Regions from separate parts of the Homo sapiens genome. Here regions 1 and 3 are each linked to region 2. Evidence: chromatin loops called from intact Hi-C (ENCODE). Cell type or tissue: CD14-positive monocyte. All regions are shown on one strand.

Evidence for each region. Hi-C counts contacts between places; a loop is a spot of excess contacts. Peaks named below come from ENCODE experiments on the same cell type or tissue, not always from the same donor. Only the 100,000 strongest peaks of a DNase experiment are listed, where the experiment ranks them.
Region 1: it touches region 2 in a loop (2.6-fold over the local background); 2 of 110 quality-filtered maps call a loop at or near these places.
Region 3: a loop joins it to region 2, with 2.2 times the contacts of the local background. A loop is called at or near these places in 3 of 110 quality-filtered maps.

The regions. Positions count from the first base shown.
Region 1 is chr4:38,616,313-38,624,312 of GRCh38, reverse strand. The region is part of intron 6 of KLF3-AS1 (KLF3 antisense RNA 1); the gene reads left to right. Among named protein-coding and RNA genes, the nearest start is that of KLF3, 44 kb to the left of the region's middle. RefSeq lists an enhancer at 1,333-2,185. In CD14-positive monocyte, no CTCF peak of the experiment used is centred here; a DNase peak (open chromatin) is centred at 3,142; H3K4me3 peaks cover 1,312 bases; H3K27ac peaks cover 3,703 bases.
Region 2 is chr4:38,526,016-38,534,015 of GRCh38, reverse strand. No RefSeq gene overlaps it. Among named protein-coding and RNA genes, the nearest start is that of LINC01258, 6.8 kb to the right of the region's middle. RefSeq lists an enhancer at 4,379-4,608. In CD14-positive monocyte, no CTCF peak of the experiment used is centred here; DNase peaks (open chromatin) are centred at 4,205 and 4,685; H3K4me3 peaks cover 1,272 bases; H3K27ac peaks cover 3,089 bases.
Region 3 is chr4:38,578,981-38,586,980 of GRCh38, reverse strand. No RefSeq gene overlaps it. Among named protein-coding and RNA genes, the nearest start is that of LINC02278, 19 kb to the right of the region's middle. In CD14-positive monocyte, no CTCF peak of the experiment used is centred here; a DNase peak (open chromatin) is centred at 4,340; H3K4me3 peaks cover 637 bases; H3K27ac peaks cover 185 bases.

The sequences.
Region 1 (8,000 bases), 90 kb before region 2:
TGTGAAATGACATAATGTATGCCAATGTGTTTTGTAAACATTGCAATTGTCTGCGCTTTTTTTTTTTTTTTTTTTGAGATGGAGTCTCGCTTTGTTGCCCAGGCTGGAGTGCAGTGGCACGATCTCGGCTCACTGCAACCTCTGCCTCCCAGGTTCAAGTGATTCTCCTGCCTCAGCCTCTCGAGTAGCTGGGATTACAGGTGTGCGCCACCACGCCCAGCTAATTTCTGTATTTTTAGTAGGGACGGGGTTTCACCATGTTGGTCAGGCTGGTCTCGAACTCCTGACCCCGTGATCTGCCCTCCTTGGCCTCCCAAAGCACTGGGATTACAGGCATGAGCCACTGCGCCCAGCCAGTTGTCTGCACTTTTGTGTCCCCCACAAGTCTGTAAGTTCCTCAGAATCAGGGGCTGCATCTTGTTCAGATGTGTGCTCCCAGGGCCTGGTTTTTTGACCTAAAGATGCACTTTAAGAGAAGGTCCTAGGCCGGGCGCAGTGGCTCATGCCTGTAATCCCAGCACTTTGAGAGGCCGAGGCAGGCGGATCACCAGAGGCCGGGAGTTTGAGATCAGCCTGGCTAACATGGTGAAACCCCATCTCTACTAAATACACAAAATTAGCTGGGCGTGGTGTTGCATGCCTGTAATCCCAGCTACTCGGGAGGCTGAGGCAGGAGAATCACTTGAACCCAAGAGGTGGAGGTTGCAGTGAGCCGGGATTGAGCCACTGCACTCCAGCCTGGGTGACAGTGAGACTCAGACTCCAACCAAAAAAAAAAAAAAAAAAAAAGTTCCTAAATGTAGCTGACACTGTTACTCATTGTTTTCTTGCAGAAAAGCCCACTGGTGTTTGTTTATTAACAAACCAGGTCATTGTTCAGCTGGGTTTCATTGAGTGCCTTCTGTGTGCTTTCTCTTGCCCCTGGGGTGTTCAGCTGAGAAAGAAGTATGGATGATAAGCAAAGAAAAATGGAAACCCACACATTATAGATTCATATGTGTCTGAGGTCACAAAATGGTGACTTAAGGGAAAAAATCTGCTTCTAGACATGCTTTCTTTGGCTCAAACACTAATTTTTAAAAATGTAAACCAACAATTTAAAATCCAGAAATTTGGATTTTGCTTTCTCTTGAAAATGTGCAGAGCTGGTCACACCAAGTCAGGCCCTCCATGGAGACAACGGAACAGTGCAGCACAGCTGCAGCCACTTCAGGGATGCCCTCACTTGCTTACCACGGGGGTGGCCCCGTCCCTCCTCATCCTCTCCTGAACACCAAGGCAGATAGGAAGTACCATTATCATCATATTTGTTATGCTTGCACTTAGGTAGCATTTATTGCATACCAGGCACTAGTCTGAGCACTTTGGTTAACTATCATCCATCCGTCTATCTGTCTGTCTATCTGTCTATGTATGTATCTATCTCTGTGTCTATCTACCTATCTATCTATCCATCCATCCATCCATCCTTCCATCTATCTACCTAGCTACCTACCTATCTATCTATCTTAAAGGTAAGGAAGGCTGGGTGTGGTAGCTCACGCCTTAATCCAAGCACTTCTGAAAGCCAGGTGGGTGGATTGTTTGAGTCCAGGAGTTCCAGCAGCCTGGCCAACATGGCAAAACTGTGTCTTTACAAAAACCACAAAAAATTAGCCAGGTGTGGTGGTACATGCCTGTAATCCCAGCTACTTGGGAGGCTGAAGTGGGAGGATCACTTGAGCCTAGGAGATCAAGGCTGCAGTGAGCTGTGCTGAGGCCACTGCACACCAGCCTGGCCAACAGAGCAAGAACTTGTTTCAAAGAAAAAATAAATAGGCTGGGTGTGGTGACTCATGCCTATAATCCCAGCACTTTGGGAGGCCAAGCTGGATGGATCACCTGAGGTCAGGAGTTTGAGACCAGCCTGACCAATATGGTGAAACCCTATGTCTACTAAAAATAGAAAAATTAGCCGGGTGTGGTGGCACGTGCCTGTGGTTCCAGCTACTTGGGAGGCTGAGGCAGGAGAATTGCCTCAATTCTCAGGAGGTGGAGGTTGCAGTGAGCCAAGATTGCACCACTGCGCTCCAGCCTGGGTGATAGAGTAAGACTCTGTCTCAATAAATAAATAAATAAATAAAAATAAAGGTAAGGAAAGTGAGGCACAGTTAGTGTGTGGTGGTCCGGGATTCAAACCCTGGCTAACTAGTTCTCCAAGTTCTTGCTCTTAATCACTCAGCTATATCAAATCTCAGTACTCCTGTTGTGGGGAAGATATGAGGCATCAAGCCTAATAGAAATGTAAACTTGTACCTGAGTCTCTGTTCCAGGACACCGTGTTCTGTTTAATTAGAGAGGGAGTCATAAACGAAGTGATTTTGTAGAATTTTTTTTTTTTTTTTGAGATGGAGTCTTGCTCTGTCGCCCAGGGTGGAGTCCAGTGGCATGATCTCGGCTCACTGCAACCTCCACTTCCTGGGTTCAAGCGATTCTCCTGCCTTAGCCTCCTGAGGAGCTGGGACTACAGGTGCCCGCCACTGCAACTGGCTAATGTTTATATTTTTAAGTAGAGACGGGGTTTCACCATGTTGGCCAGGCTGGTCTCAAACTTCTGACCTCAGGTGATCCGCCTGACTTGGCCTCTCAAAGTGTTAGGTGTTTACAGGCATGAGCCACTGCGCCTGGCCTGATTTTGTAGAATTGTAAAGATAGAGTCCAGTCCTGTTAAACACACCATGCAGAAACCTCTTTGGAGATCCAGGGGCAGCACACATTGACAGAAAGCAAGGTTAACTTCCCCGAAGACGGGTGCAAACAGAAGATAAACAGGAGGTGAGGTGCTGCAGCGGAGACCCATGACTTGTAGCTTGGATCAGATACCTGAGGAAAGTAGACTGACCTGGGTGCGTTAGGGAGGGCGGCAATAAGGCTGAAGTCCTGTTTGACCAAGGTGATGTGGGCTGAATCGGCATCCTTACAGGAGGCCTGCTGAACTTCATTCATTGCTTTCACAATATAAGAAAGTCAATTTTGTAACACAGGTGTCCCTATAATACTGGCCTGACTGTTTACTTCTGCTTCAGTCCCTGAGCATATGAGTAAATACTTCAGGCACTATAACGAGCAGAAACTTGAGACAGAGCTTATCTTGTAATGCTGGGTCTTGCATCATATCCAGGGTGTGGTGTTACTTTAGAAGGCAAGTTAAATAATTACGTGTTTTCAGATTGAGCAAACAGTGCATGTGCTCTGAGAAGGCTAAGGATTCATACTCTGAGAGCCCAGTAAATTAACTTATTCAGTGGGATGGTAGGCTCAGTACCTGGGTATGTCAAATGGTCTCAATATATTACATATAAAAACATACACACACATGCATATACATACATACACATATGTGTGTGTACATAGATATGCATGTATACATATAGATATATACATATGCATGTGTATGTATAGATATATACATATGCTTATGTTAAATATTTATGTATCACCTTGTATATAATCATACTTACTTACAAAACAGCCCGGAAAAGCTTGGAGATGTTAAGTGAATCAATTAAAGCTAATTCAGGCAAGCCTCAGTCATTGACCCACCCAATGTGTACTGTCTTTATGACATGTGATATATTTAGTACAGTACTTTGTGTTTTTGATGTTCCCTAACAACATAATAAAGTAAAAAAATTAATGTTGAAAAACATTAGGGTCACCCTAAACTGCCTTCTTTAGAAAATACAAATGTGACATTCTTTCATTAGTTACATTATTCTCTTATTCTATTGTTATTAATTCGTTACATTCTTTTAAATAGCTACATTTTTTATTCTCTTATTCTTTCTTTCTCTTGGACAGAGAGATTGGAACTGTGTCTAACTCTGTCATGTAGTAACTATTGTCATGTAGTAAATGTTCATAAGCATCAGTAGTGATGATCTGCAGCCCCACCCCTGCCTGGTCTCTGTTTCCTTGGTTTATTGCTCTTAGATAATTTCTTCCTTTTTCTATTTTTGCATTTTCAAGAACAATGCAAGGCATGATAGTTATCTGATTCAGGACTTTTAAAACACACTTGAAATATGACAACTGCTTGTTATTCTAGCTCGATAACAAATCTAAGGGCAAGCTATTGAGCACTGATTTGTCCTTTTCTTCCTCATTCCAGCTGCTATGGACCTAAAGTGGAGGGCTTTGAAATTTCCTGCTTAATTGGGCTGCATGTCATTGCTGTCCTTAGAAGTTGCTCTGGGATGCAGGTGCTGGTTTCTTGGATCTCCTTTGCTGGAATTTTGCATGTCTTGTTTTGTTGTTGTACCAGCTTTGTGGATCAGCCAACATCCTTGGCTTGCCCTGTGGGGAGTGGGGTGGGACACATCTTGGATTGCTCTATTCCAGGGATGTCCAACATTTTGGCTTCCCTAGGCCACATTGGAAGAAGAAGAATTGTATTGGGCTACACATAAAATACACTATCACTAAAATAGCTGATGAGCTAAAAAAAAAAATCGCAAAAAAAATCTCATAATGTTTTAAGAAAGTTGATGAAGTTGTATTGGGCCACATTCAAAGCTTTCCTGGGCCACATGCAGGCTGAGGGCTGTGGATTGAATAAACTTGCTCTATTCCCTTTGCAGTAGATGCCATCTGAGTATGGGTCTCCTTTGCTTGGGTCATTGACATGTTCTGGACTTTTTATGCTCCTTTTGGAAGGTCCTCAAAGGTCTGCATAAAGACTTTTGGTGCACTTAAAGCTATGCTAGCAGAAGCGTGAAATCACCTCCCAAAGGAAGTGGGTCCTGCCTCCTCAGAACCAGAAAAGGGAAGGCCATAACTGGAGCAGTAACCTACCGCAGCCAAGTCTCAGTTTCCTCATCTGTAAAGTGTGAGAGTCAGGCAAAATTGCCTCCAAGATCCTTTTCTGTTCGAATATTCATTGAGCCAAAGAAGGTTAAGAACACATATAAATTGAGAATTCTGTAATTTTAAGATTCATCTGGAAAAATGGCACCCTGGTACCAACCATCAGGACTAAGAGGGAGAGTTTGCAGTCAAATGAAATTAAGGTTGAACCCAGTTCTGCCAGTTCCTTGCTCCATAACCCCTAGAAAATTACTTCTGTCTGAGCCTTGGGATTCTCTGTCTCTTATTTATTTATTTATTTTTGAGACAGAGTCTCGCTTTGTCGCCCAGGCTGGAGTGCAGTGGTGCGATCTGGGCTCACTGCAACCTCTGCCTCCTGGGTTGAAGTGACTCTCATGTTTCAGCCTCCCCAGTAGCTGGGATTTCAGGCACGCGCCACCATGCCCGGCTACTTTTTTGTATTTTTAGTAGAGATGGGTTTTTGCCATGTTGGCCAGGCTGGTATTGAACTCCTGACCTCAAGTGGTCCGTCCTCCTCGGCCTCCCAGAGTGCTGGGATTATAGGTATGAGACACAGCACTTGGCTGGGATTCTCTCTTTAAAATGGAAATACTGCTATCTACAGAGCAGCACTGTTGTAAAGATTTAGTACATGTTCATAATACATTTGAGGTGCTACAAGCCTAGCTGGCACATAGCAGTCATTCTGAAAATGGCAAAAGTTACTAGGATGACAGTAATCTTATGATTACTTGTGGCTACATGGTTTTTGGACTAGCTAAGGGTTTGAAATAGATGCGATCTAAGGAAGATGACATATGCAGAATTCTTTGAAGTTAAAGCAAGGCTGAGAATGACTTTGAGGGTAGAGCAGCTACTGAAATAAATGATGCAAAGGATGTGATTTTAAAAATTCAGATGAGGGTCTGGGCACGGTGGCTCACGCCTATAATCCTAGCACTTTGGTAGGCCAAGGTGGGTGGATCACCTGAGGTCAGGAGTTCGAGATCAGCCTGGCCAACATGGTGAAACCCCATCTCTATAAAAATACAAAAATTAGCCAGGCATGATGGTGGGTGCCTGTAATCCCAGCTACTTGGGAGGCTGAGGCAGGAGAATCGCTTGAACCTGGGAGGCAGAGGTTGCAGTGAGCCAAGATTGCGCCATTGCAATCCAACCTGGGTGACAGATTGAGACTCTGTCTCCAAAAAAAAAAAAAAAAATTCAGTTGAGGGGCTCTGATGGGCAAGATAATTTATTCATTTATTACCCATGTATACACTTGTAATAGTGTCAATATTTTGATGAGAAAATCTCATTATCAGTTTTGTGCCTTGTCCATGATTTATCTCCTGGATACAGTCATTTTTTGTATTCAATGATGGTGATAGGCCAGGCATGGTGGCTCATGCCTGTAATCCCAGCACTTTAGGAGGCTGAGATGGGGGGACCGCTAGAGCCCAGGAGTTGGAGACCAAGTTGGGCAACATAGTGAGACCCCTGTCTCAAAAAAAAAAAAAAATTAGCTGATGTGCATGCACCTGTATCCTCTCAGCTCCTCAGGAGGCAGAGGCAAGAGGATCACTTGAGCCGAGAAGTTTGAGGCTGCAATGAGCTATGATTGTGCCACTGCACTCCAGCCTGGGTGACAGTGAGACTGTTTTTTTTGTGTTTTTTTTTTTTGAAAAAAGATGGTATATTGATGACATATTGTCTCAGTCCATTTTGCATTGCTACTCAATATCTGAGGCTGGGTAATGTATATATATATATATAGAGAGAGAGAGAGAGAGAGAGACAGAGAGACAGAGACAGAGAGAGAAAGAGAGAGGTTTATTTGGCTCATGGTTCTGTAGGCTGTATCAGAAGCATGGCACCTGTATCTGCTCTCATGAGGGCTTTAGGAAGCTTCCACTCATGGAAGAAGGTGAAGAGGAGCTGGAGTGCGCAGATCACATGGCAAGAGGAGGAGCAGGAGAGAGAGAAGGGAGTTGCCAGACTGTTTTTTAACAATCAGATCTGGAGGGAACTAATAGAGGGAGAAGTCATTCATTACCAAGAGAAAGGCACCAAGCCAAGATTCATGTTTGGGCCCCATGACCCAAACACCTCCCACCAGGCCCCACCTCCAAACACTGGGGATCAGATTTCAACATGAAATTTGAAGGGAACAAATGTCCAAACGATATCACATATGGTTACTTTTGTTATCCATATAGAGACGAATGTATCTGAAAAGACCAACCCAGGATAAGCAGTTCTTTTTTCCAATACTCAAATATGAAGTTTGGCTTTATTTTGCAGCTACTATCAATGTTTATTACACCCGTCAAGTTTATTGTTTCTGCAAATATCTGGACTCCTACCTTAGTTTAGATCTTCTTTACCTGGGCTCTCTCTTAGGAGATGTTTCATGTCCTCGAAATTCTTTGCAGAATTGCTTGTATATGAGCATATTTGTATTTTGGAAGAATGCCGGCCAGAGAAAAGGGATAAGACTCAAAACAACAACAACAACGACACACAAAAAAGCCAAGAACTGCTGCTGAGAGTGTCCCAGACTAGGGAAGAATAAAAATGATGTCACAAGATGGAAAGATGGAATAACACAGGCACAGGGATGTCCCTAAGTACCCATCTACTTCTGCAGCTTTCATACAACTTTCACATATTCTGCTCCCTCTAACACACAACGTAATGGTTAAATCTCTTTGGCAAGGTTTTCACGGTTTCAGATAGCTCTTTATAACATAACCCAGGGTCTGGTTGAATGGTCTGGAGGATCACTGGTGAGTGGATGTGGAGACTTTGCGTGTTTCCCTTTGTCCCTAGAAAGGGCACTTTTGCTGTTTTACAGGAAGCCTAAAGTGTCAGAGAGTAAAGTTTCCAGGGAAATAAATGAAAATGGATTGGCCGGGCGCAGTGGTCACGTCTGTAATCCCAGCACTTTGGGAGGCCAAGATGGGTGGATCACAAGGTCAAGAGCTCGAGACCATCCTGGCCAACGTGGTGAAACTCCGTCTCTACTAAAAAAAACACAAAAATTAGCCGGGCATGGTGGCATGTGCCTGTAGTCCCAGCTACTCAGGAGGCTGAGGCAGGAGAATTGCTTGAACCTGGGAGGCAGAGGTTGCAGTGAGCCGAGATTGCGCCAC
Region 2 (8,000 bases):
GGAGCAAGGAAGCCAGTCTGAGTCCCAAAATCTCAGAAGTAGGGAAGCCAACAGTGCAGCCTTCAGTCTGTGGCCGAAGGCCTGATAGCCCTGGCAAATCACTGGTTGAAGTCCAAGAGTCCAAAAGCTGAAGAAGTTGGAGTCTGATGTTCAAGGGCAGGAAGCATCCAGCACGGGAGAAAGATGGAGGCTGGAAGACTCAGAGAGTCTGTTCATTCCACTTTCTTCTGCCCGCTTTATTCTAGCTACTGGCAGCTACTTGGATGGTGCCCACCCAGATTGCGGTGGGTCTGCCTCTCCCAGTCCACTGACTTCAAATGTTAATCTCCTTTGGTAACGCCCTCACGGACACACGCCGGAACAATACTTTGCATCCTTCAATCCAATCAAGTTGACAGTAGTAACCATCACATTGTCTAACCTGAAAACTTGAGTGGATTTGCTCAAAACTGCATTCACCATCCAAGTGATCTGGAGAGTGGCCTGTTTATCTTTTCTGACGGACGGGGTTGAGTTTATATTGCCTCAGCAGCATTTCTTGGGCATCCTCTCCGTGGAGATGACTGTGATGTGTGAGGCTGAGGTGTAGGGAAATAAGGAAAGCACCAGAGTGAGCTGATGTTGCTCAGGGGAACAAGTAACACCGGATCTCTCTGGCTTCAAACACTGTGTTTGCAGTCCCTCTACATCTTTGGCCAGGAGTGAGGAATTGGGAACAGAGCTGTGGATTATGTCCAGATTCTGAACTTTTGGAACATCCCTGTGCTTTCTATTTTGTCTGGATTAGTAGCAAATCCCTTAAATCAAAATGACCTGTGTCTTTGCTTCCAAAGGACAATACAAAAGGATAAAGTTGGCTTGGGGAAAGGAGACCTAAAACATGACTCAGGGAGGATGAGGAAGCACAGAAAAAGGGCTGAGAGCGGCCCCAGTGGAGGACTTAGAAACAGAAGGCCCGGATTCTCGACAGAGTTCCTGCTCCAGAGGGTATATAATGGGAGAAAAAGAGGGGAAGAGAGACAGATGGAGCCTCTTTGAGGATTTTAAGGAATATTTCAGTCAAAACACTACGCAGTTGGAGTTTCATTTGCAGGAAGTTAAACAAATAAATCAAAAGAAGAAAACCACACAAGCAATTTTTTTATGGGAGTGTATATATATATCTGTACATAATATTGTATTTGCTATAATAGCAAAAGCAAAAAGCATTTTGAATGAGGACAGAGGAATAATAAATAAACCAAAATATCAATACAATTGAAATTTTACGTATCCATTGTAAGAAACACAATGACTCTCTAGAACTGTGTTGGCCAAGTGGCATTGAAATTTGTGTTTGAATGAATTACAATGAAATAAAATAAAAGATTCAGTTCCTCAGTTACGCTAGCCTTATTTCAAGTGCTCAAAAGCAGCATGTGACTACTGTCATAGGTAACGAGCATTTTCATTATCGGAGAAAGTTCTATTGGATGGCCCTGCTCTAGAAAGCTGGGGAAGTGTTTACATGTGGCTGCTGTTCACATGAAGCAAAAAGTAGCATGAAAGGCAGCACATGTACCAACATACAAATTACATACATGCATACATAAAGATTAGTCGAGGCCAGGAAGCATTCAAATTATTTCCACCAGGGAGATCAATGCATCAGGTGGATTTACAAGTTACCTTTTAGCGTAGTCTAGGGTTCAATGACTAATACATAACGTTTTTGAAAACTTTCTTCAGGAAGCCAGTTGTAACTGAGGCTGCTGGGATGGACATCGAGAAGTGGTAGAGGAGGCATCAGGGGATGGAGTAAGGTTCTTGTGCTGGCTTTGTTGTGCTGGCTTTGTGACTAAAATAGCTCTGTGACCTCGTGAAAGTCACACTAACTCTCCTGGCCCCTTTTGTCAGATGATCTCTAAGGTCTCTTTCAATGTAAAGAAATGGGTATGTTTCTCTGTGTTCTTACTCACAGGGAGGGGAACATCACACACCGGGTCCCGTCGGGGGGTGGGGAGCAAGGGGAGGGAGAGCATTAGGACAAATATATAATACATGAGGGACTTAAAACCTAGATGATGGGTTGATGGGTGCAGCAAACCACCATGGCACATGTATACCTATGTAACAAACCTGCACGTTCTGCACATGTGTCCCAGAACTTAAAGTAAAACAATAACAAAAAAAGGTGTGTAGCTCCTCTCACACTCTCTCATGCTCCTTTTCCCACCGTGTGGAGATGCCTCACTCCCTGTTTTCCTTCTGCCATGATTGGAAGCTTCCTGATGCTTTCCCAGAAACAGAAGCCAGAAGCCGCTATGCTTCCTGTATAGTCTACAGAACTGTGAGGCAATTAAACCTCTTTCAGTTATAAATTAAAAAAAAAAAAAAGAGATGGATGTGTTTGTTTTCAAGTGGAGTAGGTTGTTCACAGGAGTTGGCGAGACAGGGGCGGGTTATCAGGTAGCAAGGGTCTGCAGTCTGGTCACAACCATGAATCCCAGGGACAAAGGAACAGAGGTAGAGGGATTCCAAGGACAGAGAAGCTGGTCAGTGACAAGATGGGAAATTTGTATTCCAGACACTTGGGGGCTGTAAGAAAAAGTGCATCTGTTTTTATTAGATGCTAGAAATGGCTTTGAACGGTATCTAAGTGAAACTGCAAACACAGCTGAGAAAATCCCAGCTCTGTCTGGTTCCTCAGAAACTCCACCCCCTCTTTCTCCGGAGGGCTCTCTAGTTACAAATGGCTCACTGAACACCCTCCCACTGGCTTGTTTCTAATACTCTGGAGTAAGACAATTCTTCCATTTGTTCAACTATTTCTCAGATGTCAGATCATAAAATTATACTTCTTGAAAATCACTTATTCTTGAACATTTCCTCTCTGAATTGATTTTACAGTTACAGCATTTTATGTAAATCATTTTACATTTCTTTCTTTCCTTCTTTTTTTAGAGACAGGTCTCTCTCTGTCAACCAGGCTACAGCTGGAGTGTAGTGGCACAATCATACTCACTGCAGCCTCTAACTCCTGGGCTCAAGTGATCCTCCTGCCTCAGCCTCCCAAGTAGCTGGGACTGCAGGCATGCACCACCATGCCCAGCTGCTTTTTAAAATTTTTTGTAGAGAAGGGCCTCTCTATGTTGCCCAGGCTGGACTCAAACTCCTGGCCTCAAGTGAGCCTCCTGCCTTAGCCTCTCCAAGTGCTGAGATTACAGGTGTGAGCCACTGGACCAGGCCTATTTCTTTTAAAAGTTTGAAGATAGATAGTATTTTAAGCCTTTGCCTTCCTTATATATTTTTCTATTAAACGTTGCATGGAGAAATGCTTCTGCTGAATAATCAAAATAATCATCCACCTTTATGATTTTTGATGCATAATAACATAATCTTCACATCTTAGATATGTATCATATATACTATGGTACACTTTCCTATTTATACTTTTCTTATACATTTAAAAAAACTACTGAATATGTACCTGTAAAACCCTTTAGTAATGCAAAGTGTATGTGTGAATTGGTGTACATGGATGTATGTGATCTATACATTCATTAAATAATGAACCACTTACTATACACCATGCCCTGTGGAAACTCAATGCTAAAAACTCATAATCCTTGTCTGCTAGGGATACTATATCAAATGGACATTGCCTTGATCATTTCTGAAAAGTCCCAAATTAGAAAAATATTGGATGTCAAAAGCATATCTTAAAGCCAGAGGCACAGAACTCAAAGGACTTTTCTCTTATAAAAATTTTATATCTTTAATACAAGTTGTCTTCCCAAAATGACTGAATGTATACTATACCTCAGATATAACTAGATTTAGTATAAGTTAATTCAGTTTACCAATACATTTATGGTTTACTTTGTGAGAAACTAGAATCCAAAAGTGAGTAAGACCTATCTCCTGCTCGCAAGCAACACATAGTCTGGTAGGTGAGGCAAACCGGTAAACACATGACTGCCAGCAGGCACAGTGGGCGCAGAGTCACTCAGGAAGGCTTCATGGAGAGTGCTGGTCACCTATGCACCAAGTACGTGGTGTTGCTAAGCGACAAACCAGGAAGCCCGGAGCACATTTCCCACTGACTGAGCTCTCGCAGTAGAAGAGGAAGGTTCTGCCTGTCCTGCTCTTCTGATCTGCTGATCAGGTGTGGAGTAGCACCAGCTTCAAGGTGGTAGGTCCATGGCCCAGAGCACAGGCTGAATGACTTGTCAAACCAGGACTTCCTGCCAACGCAATTCTGCAGGCTAACTTCCTGTTTTTGTTTTTGCTGTTTTTCTTTTTTCATCAGGAACCAGGCAGGGGAGCTTGGTTTTCTTCCACTGACACCACCATCGATTTCTTCCCTTCTTTGGCCCATTGTGCAGCTGAGAGAGGCCCAAGAAACTCATTAAGAGCTTCCCACTGCCTTCAGGATACCATGTAACCTCCCTTCAGGGCTGGGTCTCATCCACCTCTTCATCTTGCCCTCAGCCAGGCCCCATAATGTTCTCTGTGCTGCAGCCATGCCACACTCCTTGTGGTTCCTCAGACATGCCACACTCTTCAGCCTTTTCTCCAATCTCTTTTACATGCTCTTCCTTTGCCCGAAAATAATTTCCCTCCTACTCTTGGCCTGCTGAAGCCTCGTCAAGCTTCAGGCCTCAGCGTGCATGTCATTTCCTCAGGAAGGTCTTTGCTGGCCGCTACGATGAGGTAGCTCCTAGATGACCCAGCACTTCCCTTATCTGAGTCCTCATTAAACCTCATGGTGACCTTTCTTCTCCAAGCTGCAGGGGAGGGCACAGACCACATCTGACTGGCTCATCCTTGTATTTCCAGGGCCGGCCTATAATTTGGTGGATTCAGGTCCAGCTTCCTGGGTGGGGGACCTGTGGAGTTACACAGGGACTCATGCTTAGACAGGTGGCTTTAATGCTTGGCTTAATGCTGCTGTCATCTAGAAAGTTCTTTTTTCGTTTTCTTTTTTTTTTTTTTTTTGAGACAGGGTCTAGCTCTGTCGCCCAGTCTGGAGTGCAGTGGCACCATCTCGGCTCACTGCAACATCTGCCTCCCGGGTTCAAATGATTCTCTTGCCTCAGTCTCTCGAGTAGCTGGGATTACAGGTGCCCACCACCAGGCCTGGCTAATTTTTTGTATTTTTAGTAGAGACGGGGTTTCACTATGTTGGCCAGGCTGGTCTTAAACTCCTGACCTCAAGTGATCTGCCCACCTTGGCCTCCCAAAGTGCTCAGATTACTCGAGTGAGCCACTGTGCCTGGCTGCTATCTAGAAAAGTCTTAATTTTTGAACAAGAGGCCCCATATTTTCATTGTGCACTGAGCCTCACATATTATGAAACTGATACTACATGGATGAATAAATAAATCAATGGATATGTATTAATCCTTACAATATATTGAGCCAAGGAAATTAAAGCTTCTGAAGGTCTCATTTTGAACAAGATAGAATAATTTAGCAAAAGTTGCAATGTATTATGCAGATGCCTTTATGATCTATTTTGCTATTTTTCACATACTATTTGTTCATATGAGAAAAGAGAAGCTTTACCTGAAAGATATGTATTGTCTGTTCTGTGAGATGTATATCCATTAAAAATTATATTTTATTCAACTACAACCATTATGAATTTAAAAAAGAGAAAAAAGAAGTCCAGAATGACTTGCTTTGTCTTATTCATTATAACTGGAAAGAAAGGTACAACTTCTTAAGAAAGAAAAAGAAGCAGGAAAAATTTTGCAAATAATGTTACCTAGATGTCTATCTCTGTAGGATTGAATGAATATCAGCAGAAATATCTGTTTGGGTAGTAAATGCAATATTAGAAAAGAATGAATCTCAAAGGAGAAAGATGCAAGATATGGCTATTTCATTCATAAACCCAAGGATGTCATTCAAGAGAGGCCATTTCTGGGCTTTGAACTTTTAAGGCTTGCAGAGAACTTCCTGGTAAGCATTGTGAAGGCAGCCAAGGAGTGTCTTAGTTAGTTCAAGCTGCTGTAACAAAGTGCTATAGACTTTAAAATGGTAGAAATTTGCTTCTCACAGTTCTGGAGGCTGGGAATTCCAAGACCAAGGCACTAGCAGATTTGGTGATTGGTGAGGGCCCATCTCCTCACAGATGGTGCCTTCTCACTGTGTCCTCATGTGGTAGAAGGGGATATGGAACTTCCTCAGGCCTCTTTTCTAAGGGCATTAGCTCTATTCATGACAGTTCCACCCTCATGACTTAATCACCCCCCAAAGACCTCACCTTCTAATACCATCACTGTGGGGTGGGGGGTGCGGTGGGTGGGGTTAGGATTTCAACATGTGAATTTTGGAGAGACACAAACATTCAGATCACAGCAGGGGTCATCTAATAATTTTTTAAGGGTTTCTCTGAGCCACCACTACCATCTCTAGCAGGAAGCAATGGCTGTTTTTACCTTCTTTGATGGATTGTGAAGAAGGCAGCTCATTGCACAGGGGAGGGTGGGAAGGTAAATTCCAACACAACTGGGCCCGGAGCCTCTATACCATTTGAGAAGCTGATTTATTTCTCATTCGTATGGTCAAGAGGACCAGCTCCTCCAACTATGATGATCTATCTATGCTGATTACTTGCTGTGTGATTCCGCTCTTCAGCTCTCAGCTTTCTCATCCATAAAACAGGGTAGATAAAGGCTTTATATAACACCTCCCACCTGTCTTTCGAGTACCCAAGTCTCCACCAAAGGACAGGTCTTTCCTTGTTCCTGGGCATGTGGAAACCCACATCCTGATCTCATCCTCTGGATTTATCCTCACCAAGTCCCCATTTGCCAATTCCTGAAGCCATTATTATTATTATTATTATTATTTTTGAGACACAGTCTCGTTCTGTCACCCACGCTGCAGTGCAGTGGCATGATCTTGGCTCACTGCAAGCTCCGCCTCCCGGGCTCACGCCATTCTCCTGCCTCAGCCTCCCAAGTAGCTGGGACTACAGGTGCCCACCACCATGCCTGGCTAATTTTTTTGTATTTTTTTTAGAAGAGATGCGGTTTCACCGTGTTAGCCAGGATGGTCTCGATCTCCTGACCTCGTGATCTGCCCACCTCGGCCTCCCAAAGTGCTGGGATTACAGGTGTGAGCCACTGTGCCCGGCCTCCTGAACCCATTCTTTCTTGTACATGCTGTTATCTTTGTCTGTGTGTCCTACTGAACACTCTCCCTTCACTTTCCACACTTCCTTGATTTCCCTACCTAATCCCTCTCATCCTTCAAGAGGTTAAATTCCACCCTACCCAGAGCTCTCTGGAGCGGCACCCTCCACCCCACGTTCTGCAAGATCAAGCATGGAGACACCTGTGTGCTCCCACATCACGTGCTTGCTTCTGCCCTGGCTCTCATTACACTGTATTGTCATTGTCTATTTCCTTGTTTGTTTCCCTCAGGAGTCCCAGGGTTCTTTGCGGGCCTGGACTCTGCCTCTTCAACATCTAACACAGTCACTGGGACATAATAGGTGTCCAATTCATGTTTGTAGAATGAATGAAGCAAGGAAGGAGTGAATGAAGGCCTCGTTTTCACCAGTTGTCTTTTAGAAAGCCTCCTGGAGGAATAGGGAAGGTCAAGTGGTAGAAGCTGCCTGACTGGTGGGAGAAAGGCTGTCTCTGCCCTCAGCTGGCCATTCTGCATGGCCTAAGCCCAGCTGGCCCAGTTCACAGTGCCCTGTGGGCAGTAGCACCAGAAGGCATCAGGGAGCTCCTTGTATTTTATTGACCTCCTGTGCATTTGCTGGGATGTCCTCACCATGTCTTGGTGGGATTGGCAGTAGGAAGTAGGGGAGGGGAGTAATTCTCCTCACTTGATGTACCTTCTGCCAGGCTGACAGGATTCTTCCTGCAGATAGAATATGATAGAGACATGATCACCAGGCTTGGCCAGGACAGTGACGTACATGGTGAAGTCACGTATCCAGTGAATGTTCATTGAGTGCCTGCTTTGAGCTGGACATTCAGCTGGTGCTAACTGGT
Region 3 (8,000 bases), 53 kb before region 2:
ACTTAATTTCTCTGTGCTTCTATTTCCTCAAATGTAAATGAGGATACAAATTGTTCTTACTTCTTAGAGTAGTTGTGATGATGGAATTGGGATAATACATGTAAAGCTCTTGGAACAGTAGGTTGCATTCAAGAATTTAGTTAACTAACGTATATGGAGTAATATACATTGCTATGTGCCAGGCATCGGAGAATGATGAAGGAGGCCCAGTTCTGCCCCTCATGAAACTTACCTTCTAGTGTTTGTGGGGTGGGAGGTAGAATAATGCCACCCCAAAAAGATGTCCATGTTCTAGCCTCCAAAACCTATGAACATGGTAGGTTACATGGCAAAGGGGAGTTAAGGTTGCAGATGGAATTAAGGTTGCTCATCAGCTGATTTTGCAATAGAGACAGCAGCCTGGATTATCCAGGTGGGCCCAGTGGAATCACAAGGGTCCTTAAAAGAAGGAAGAGGGAGGCAGGAGAGTGTCAGAGTGATGCCATGTGAGGAGGACTCAACCGGCTGCTGCTGACTTTGAGGATGGAAGGGGGACCCAAGCCAAGGAATGCAGAATCTTTTCCTATGAGATTGGAAAAGAGGCTGCACGTGGTGGCTCGTGCCTGTAATCCCAGTACTTCGGGAGGCTGAGGTCGGTGGATCACCTGAGGTCAGGAGTTCGAGACCAGCCTGACTAATATGGTGAAAACCTGTGTCTACCAAAAACACAAAAAAACTAGCTGGATGTGGTGGCATGCACCTGTAGTCCCAGCTACTCAGGAGGCTGAAACAGAAGAATTACTTGAACCTGGGAGGTGGAGGTTGCAGTCAGCTGAGATCATGCCACTGCACTCCAGTCTGGCTGACAGAGCAAGACTCCATTTCAAAAAAAAAAAAAAAAAAAAAAGCTGAAAAGGGAAGGAAATGAATTTTCCCCTAAAGCCCCAAGAAGGAACATAGTCCTACTGAAATCTTAGCTTTAGTGAGACCCATTAAGACCCATTTCAGACTTCTGATCTCCAGAAGTGTTAAGACAATACATTTGTGTTGTTTAAGCCACTATGTTTGTGATAATTTTTTGCAGCCGCAACAGGAAACTAATACTAATGCAGATAAGAAGTAAGTGAACAAACAAATATAAAGTATGATTTCAGGTAATGAAAAGCGCTATGAAGAAGATGAAGCAGGATATGGATGACCGAGCCTTGGGAGATTAGAAAAATAAAAGATGAAGCAGGATACAGGGAACGATGGAGACGGCGGATCTCTTAGATGGTCAGGGAAGGCATCTCTGGGAAGATGACATTTGAGAAGATGTCTGAATGAAGTGAGAGGACAAGCCATGGGTCTGCGTTCCAGACGGGGGGATGGAGGCTACGAAGTCCTTAAAGAGGGGAAGAGCTCGGAGAATTAAAGTAGAATTAAAGGTCAGTGTGACCAAGGCACAGTGGGCAAGTGAGAAAGTCATAATGAGTGAGACCAGACGATGCAGAAGTTAGATACTACAAGCCCTTGGAGTTTGGATTTTACTCCCAGTGTGACAGGAAACCATTAGAGGCTCCCCTCCAATGGAGGGGTGACAGGACCTGATTTACATTTTATGAAGCTCACTTAGGCTGCTGTGTGAAGACTACACTGGAAGAGGTTAAGAGTGGAGGAAGAAAGCGAAGTCAGGAAGATACTATGGAAGAAGATGGATTACACTCAGCTGGTGGGGATAGAGTTGGTGAGCCATATCTTGGTGGTTAGAGCTGACTGGGCTTTATAATGGTTTGGATATGGGGTTTGAGGGAAGGGAGGAAATCAAGGATGCCTCCTAGGTTTGGGCTGGAGCAGCTAGGTGAAGGACAGGCTTTTTTTTGTGTGTGTGTGATGGAGTCTCTCTCTGTCGACAGGTTGGAGTGCAGCGGCGCCATCTCAGCTCACTGCAACTTCTGCCTCCCAGATTCAAGCGATTCTCCTGCCTCAGCCTCCTGAGTAGCTGGGACTACAGGTATGCACTACCACATCCAGCTAATTTTTGTATTTTTAGTAGAGATGGGGTTTTACCATGTTGGCCAGGATGGTCTTGATCTCTTGACCTCATGATCCACCTGCTTCGGCCTCCCAAAGTACTGGGATTACAGGTGTGAGCCACTTCACCCAGCCAGGGACAGGCTTTTTACTTACATGAAGAAGACAGGAGAGGAAAAGTGTGAAGGTTAAAATTCAGAATGCTTATATAATAAATGATGAACGTTATTATCAGCATTTGATACTCCTGACACACTGGTTTATTGTTTTCTATCTCCATACTATGCTCATAATTCCTCAATCTGGAACTTTCTGCTCCCTCTTCACTATCATGTGATAAATGCATATCTATCCCATCTCAACTCATTGCAACCTCTGCCTCCTGGATCTAAGCGATTCTCCCACCTCAGCCTCTCAAGTAGCTGGGGCCACAGACGTGTGCCCCCATGGGCAGCTAATTTTTGTATTTTTATAGAGATGGGGTTTCACCATCTTGGTCAGACTGGTCTTGAACTCCTGACCTCAGGTGAAGCACCTGCCCTGGACACCCAAAGTGCTAGGATTACAGGAGTGAGCCACCATGCCCAGCCCATATCCATCTTTATGGATGCCTCTTTTCCCATTCTACCTCTTTCCTATGTACACTAGGAGAGATCTCTTTTCCCTTGAAATCCTAGTATTTAGGTCTAATATTTAGGTCTCCTTAACAGTTTGCACTGGGATCTTATTTATGTAAGTCTTTTACCTTCACTATCAAATGGTAATCTCCTTGAAGGCAGGGATGTTCATTACTCTTCCTGAATTCCCTGCTGCATAGTCACTTGCACATAAGAGATACCCCATAAATGATTGCTGAATGGAATCAATGTTACAAAGAAGATGACTGCATTGAACTAGGGAGTGGGGAAGTTGAACTAGGCATTTTCTAAGGCTTTCTGCTCTAAAATTTTATAATTCATTTGATTGCAGGTTGCATGTCCCTACCTGTGAGACAATTTCTAAGCTGCGTATTCCTTACTTGATTACTGAGTGCATGGAGAATGCAATTTACCCTCATGCCAGTCCAAGGAAAGAAGAAAAGATTGGGTTCATGAACGCACACAAATACAGTTTGCTGATGCCAAATATGAATGGTTTCAGATTGTGCACAGTTTTATACTAGCCATTCTTTCTTTCTATTCTCTCCTGTCTCCCATTAACAGGGACAACCTTACAATAGGTCAAAAATAGGAAATGGTGGTAGGATGCCATTATTACCTTCAATTGTTCCATTTCCACACCTGTGAAAGAGTATCACCTGTACTATATATTTAATGATTTAATTTTGGCAGTACACATATGTATCTATTTCCAATTCCAAGATAAATATATATTCAATGATTACATAATGCAACATGCACTTAAGGGAAGTTGTTGCTCTTAGCAATAACCTAGAGTTTTGCTTTTATCTATGTATCAATTAGCTTTTGCTATGTAACAAGTAATCCCACAATATGATGGTTAAAAGTAGCAACCAGTTATTTCATTCTTAATTCTGTAGTTTGGCAATTGGGCTGGGATTCCTGGGCAGTTCTGGTCTGAGCTGGCTTGGCTGATCTTGACTGAATTCACTTAAGTATCTATGATCAGCTAATAAGTTGACTGGGGCTTTGTGGTTTGACAGCTCAGCGGAGACAGCTGGAAAAACTAGGTCACTCTCCACAGGATCTCTCTTCCTCCACAGTCTAACCTCGTCTTCTTTATATAATGGCATTAGGAGTCTACAAGTGAGAAAGGAAGTATGTAAAGCCTCTTGAAGCCCTGGTTCTGAACTTTTCACTGTTACTTCTGCTACATTTTATTGCCACAGGCAGGTCACAAGCCTCACCCAGATTCAAGGGATGAATAAATTGTCTCTTGAAAGGAGAGGCAGAGTTGCATTGCATAGGCTGTAGATACAGGGAGGGAAGAAGAATGGTGGCCATTTTTGCAACACGTCACAATCAGCTGGGGTGCTTTTGCCTTAAGTTACAGAAAATAACTCCAAGTTGTTTAAATGATGAAAACACATTATGTATCTCTTGAAATACATTTGGAGGAAAAGTGATTCCAGGGTTACTTCAGCTGCTTAGCAATGCCATCATGGCCCTAGGGTTTTTTTTTTTTAAATTTCACTTTCCACTCTGTCATATCCAGCATATTGGTTTTTGTCCACATTTTAACAAGATGTCCATGACAGTTTCAGGCTGTACTCACAGATGATAGAATCCAGAGGAGAAGAATGGAATGGCTCTGTCTTGTGTCTTCTTTTACAAATGAGGAACATCTACTCAGAAGCCCTTGCAGTACTCCCACTGGGTCCCATTACATCACATTCCTATGCCTGAGCATAGGAATTCATCTTCATCTGGGCTTCCTCTTCATGTTAGTGGCAGCCTGGCTACAGAAAAGCTCTGCTTGTTGACGTCATACTACTAGCTATTGAGGTGAGAAGGTGGGAATTGGGTGGTGAGAATTTTCCTCAAGAAATATAGCAGCTTAGGAAGGTTGAAAGTAGGGTAACTGGTTCTACTCAGAATAGTAGATTTGAGTTTATCCTTCTGGATGTTCCTACCATTTGCAGTGATTTCTTTAATAACAATAATAACAACAATAATGGATGGTAAACATCTGTGCAAACATAACACTAATTCATCTGGTAGGAGGTGATGTGGATCAATGCATTTCAAATAAATTAAAACAAATAATTTTCAAAATTTTCTCTTTATGTGATTATTTTGACTACTTATGTCTGCTCCTTGAGTCATGTAATAAGAAGTATATTTCTTCAAATCTTAGAGGCAACAATGAGCTCTGTGTTTCACAGCTTAAACAGTCAAAAAGTACAGGGTTGAAAAATAGACACCGGCTAGGAAACTAAAGCTTTTGTTTACAGAGTACATTTGTCCTTAATTTAATTAAGTCTCACAACATCTATTCGTTCTCTTGTCTTTAAAATTTGACCTGGGGTGGCATGTATGGCAAATGCAAGTATCATTTTTCTAGAAAGTCTCAAGTGAAAAGTGCTTATCCTTTAACTCTTCTCCGTAAACAAAGTGTCTTGTAAAAAGGCCATCACCTTGGCAACTGTCAACTGAATCAGCTTTATGAAGACAGAGCCAAACTACGAATAAACCTGCAGCTAAGGTGTAATTATTTTGCCATTAAAGAAAGTGAAATTTTTTAAAAAGTGACTTCTGACTATGCTTTGTGAAAGATGAAACTATTTAAATTTAAAGTAAACATAGTTTAAATTTAAAAAAAGAAGAAGTTACCCTGAATGGCCAGTTTGAACATTGCATTGTTCTACAGTTTCCTTCCATTTATGATTCGTTTGAATGTCTATTTTCTCTCCTTGTTAAACTGCTTACACTTCAAAAGCTTTTCCCCTTTCTATAAGTATTACTCTTAAAGTGAAATCAGCCAGTGGTTTAGTGCATTCCACACTCTGGGTTTTTAAAAAATAGTATTGGTGTTGATTCTCTGGTAGGATTTTGTCATTAGAATGTGTACGGGTTTTTGACTGTCAATCTTCTTGCCTATAATGACTTGGATATCCATGGACTTTCAAAGGCAAACCACAATGATTTTAGAAAATAATTAACAAAGTGTGTAATTGGTCACAGCTCAAATATTGGCAATAAAAGTATAAATTTAACATGTGATTGACTTAAATTATATCATTTTCTCGAGTCATGTATTGCAGGGGGTTACACAGTCAGACATCAGGGCATGAGGCTGGTTAGGAAGAAATTTGGGGGGGAATTTCACTTGAGAATGTTGTGTATTTTCTAAGCACCAAAAAACTATGCTAAGAAACATAAAGTCATTTTTGCATCCCAACCCCAGTATTATGCATGGAAGAAAGACTGGAGGAACAGCTCAGAGTCATTATCCCTGATGTGGCTCCTATTAGGGGGCAATTTCCCATTGTGTGTAGTTTGGCTAGAGTGCCTTAGTTGTATGTGGAAGCTGAAGAGGGAGACCCTTCAATGCTCACTGCATAGCAACATGGTTGTAGTCACATGAACTAGGCTTGGACACTGACGCTGAAATTCCGAAACTTGGATGATGGCACAGGAATGGGACTAAGTGAGGCAAAGAAGCATCTAGGGTGCTAGGGGGTAACATTTAAGGAGGCACTCATTCTTAGAGTCATGAGAGTGCTGATCTGCATTGGTACGACCCTGAGAGTGAGTGCCTCCTTTTCTTTCTTTTTTTTTTTTTTTTTTTGAGACGGAGTCTCATTCTGTTGCCCAGGCTGGAATGCAGTGGCATGATCTCAGCTCACTGCAAGCTCCACCTCCCGGGTTCACGTCATTCTCCTGCCTCAACCTCCCGAGTAGCTGGGACTACAGGTGCCCGCCACCGCACCTGGCTAATTTTTTGTATTTTTTAGTAGAGACGGGGTTTCACCGTGTTAGCCAGGATGGTCTTGATCTCCTGACCTTATGATCCACCCGCCTTGGCCTCCCAAAGTGCTGGGATTATAGGCATGAGCCACCCCGCCCGGCCATGAGTGCCTCCTTAAATGGTGTGCCATAGGCTGCTGGCTTGCCTCTCCTAGTCCCACAGCCTTGGTGTGATACTTGGAAAGTCTGGAAAGTCAGCAAGCAGATCATCACAGTGGTGGTGGCAGAGATGATGCCAGTGCAGTATGCAGTAGTGATAGTACTAGTGACAGCCGAAACAGTGAGAATGGTGGCCGTGGATGCAGTGTTGCTGATTCCAATGGTAGCGTGAACACTGGGATAAGCTTAGATCTGGTTCTCATGGGAAAGACTCCTGGTTCTCCTGCCTTTGGTTTTGTCAGTTCCTTGATAATCCATCCGATCCAGTATGTTTCTGCCTAAGTGAATCAGAGTTGGTTTCTGTTGCTTGCCACCAAGAACTCTCACTAACACAGTGGGATTGTGAGCAATTTATACTTTTTTTTCACCTTTATCCTTTTTCTTTGTTTTTATTTTTTTCATATTAATAAGCAGATTGATTTTTCACGGAAGGCCAAAACTTGTTGTCAATTTGTTTTGTCATCAAGTAGATCAAAGTGTGTAGGGCGGGCTCCCAACTGAGTCCATTAGGCAGTTCAGTGATGTTAACATCAAGAACCTGGATACTTTCCATCTCTCCACTGTTCCACCATTGATGTGGGCTTCATCTTCATGTTAGTGGCAGCCTGGCTATGCCAGTTCCAGGAGTTACATGCAGGAATGGCAATGCCAAAGGGAGAATAGGAGGGCCTCTTCCTATGGTGCTTTCTTAAGAATGAAGAATAATTTTCCAGGAGTCTCACTCCAGAATTCTCTTTAATTTTCTTGGCCAAAATGAGGTTATGTGCCTAAGCATGTCTTAACTGCTGACAAGGGCAATGGAATTCTCCTCAGATCAATCAGACCCATTCCTAAAGCTAGTGTTTGTTTACCCCAAGGAACATGACTCTGTAGGAAAGAGGAGATTATATGAATAAAACTAGGGTTCTCTTAGGAAAGAAGAAGGGTAGAGTGGAGGCTGGATAGTCAACCTGCAGTATCCATAATGTATTTTGATTGGTCTTTGAGTGTTTTTGCCCACCTTTGGATGTGTGGCTGCAATCTGAGTACTAATGTATATATTGGCTTTCTTAGGCAACTGTTTGTCCTGTCTTCTGATACAAGTTTTGTTTTGTTTTGTTTATTTTGTTTTGAGACGGAGTTTCACTCTTGTTGCCCAGGCTGGAGTTCAATGGCGCCATCTTGGCTCACTGCAACCTCTGCCTCCTGGGTTCAAGTGATTCTCCTGCCTCAGCCTCCTGAGTAGCTGGGGTTACAGATGCCTGCCACCATGCCTGGCCAATTTTTTGTATTTTTAGTAGAGACAGGGTTTCACCATGTTGGCCAGGCTGGTCTTGAACCTCAGACCTCAGGTGATTCACCCTCCTCAGCCTCCCAAAGTGCTAGGATTACAGGCATGAGCCACCATGTCCGGCCCTGATACAAATTTTAAAATGCTGA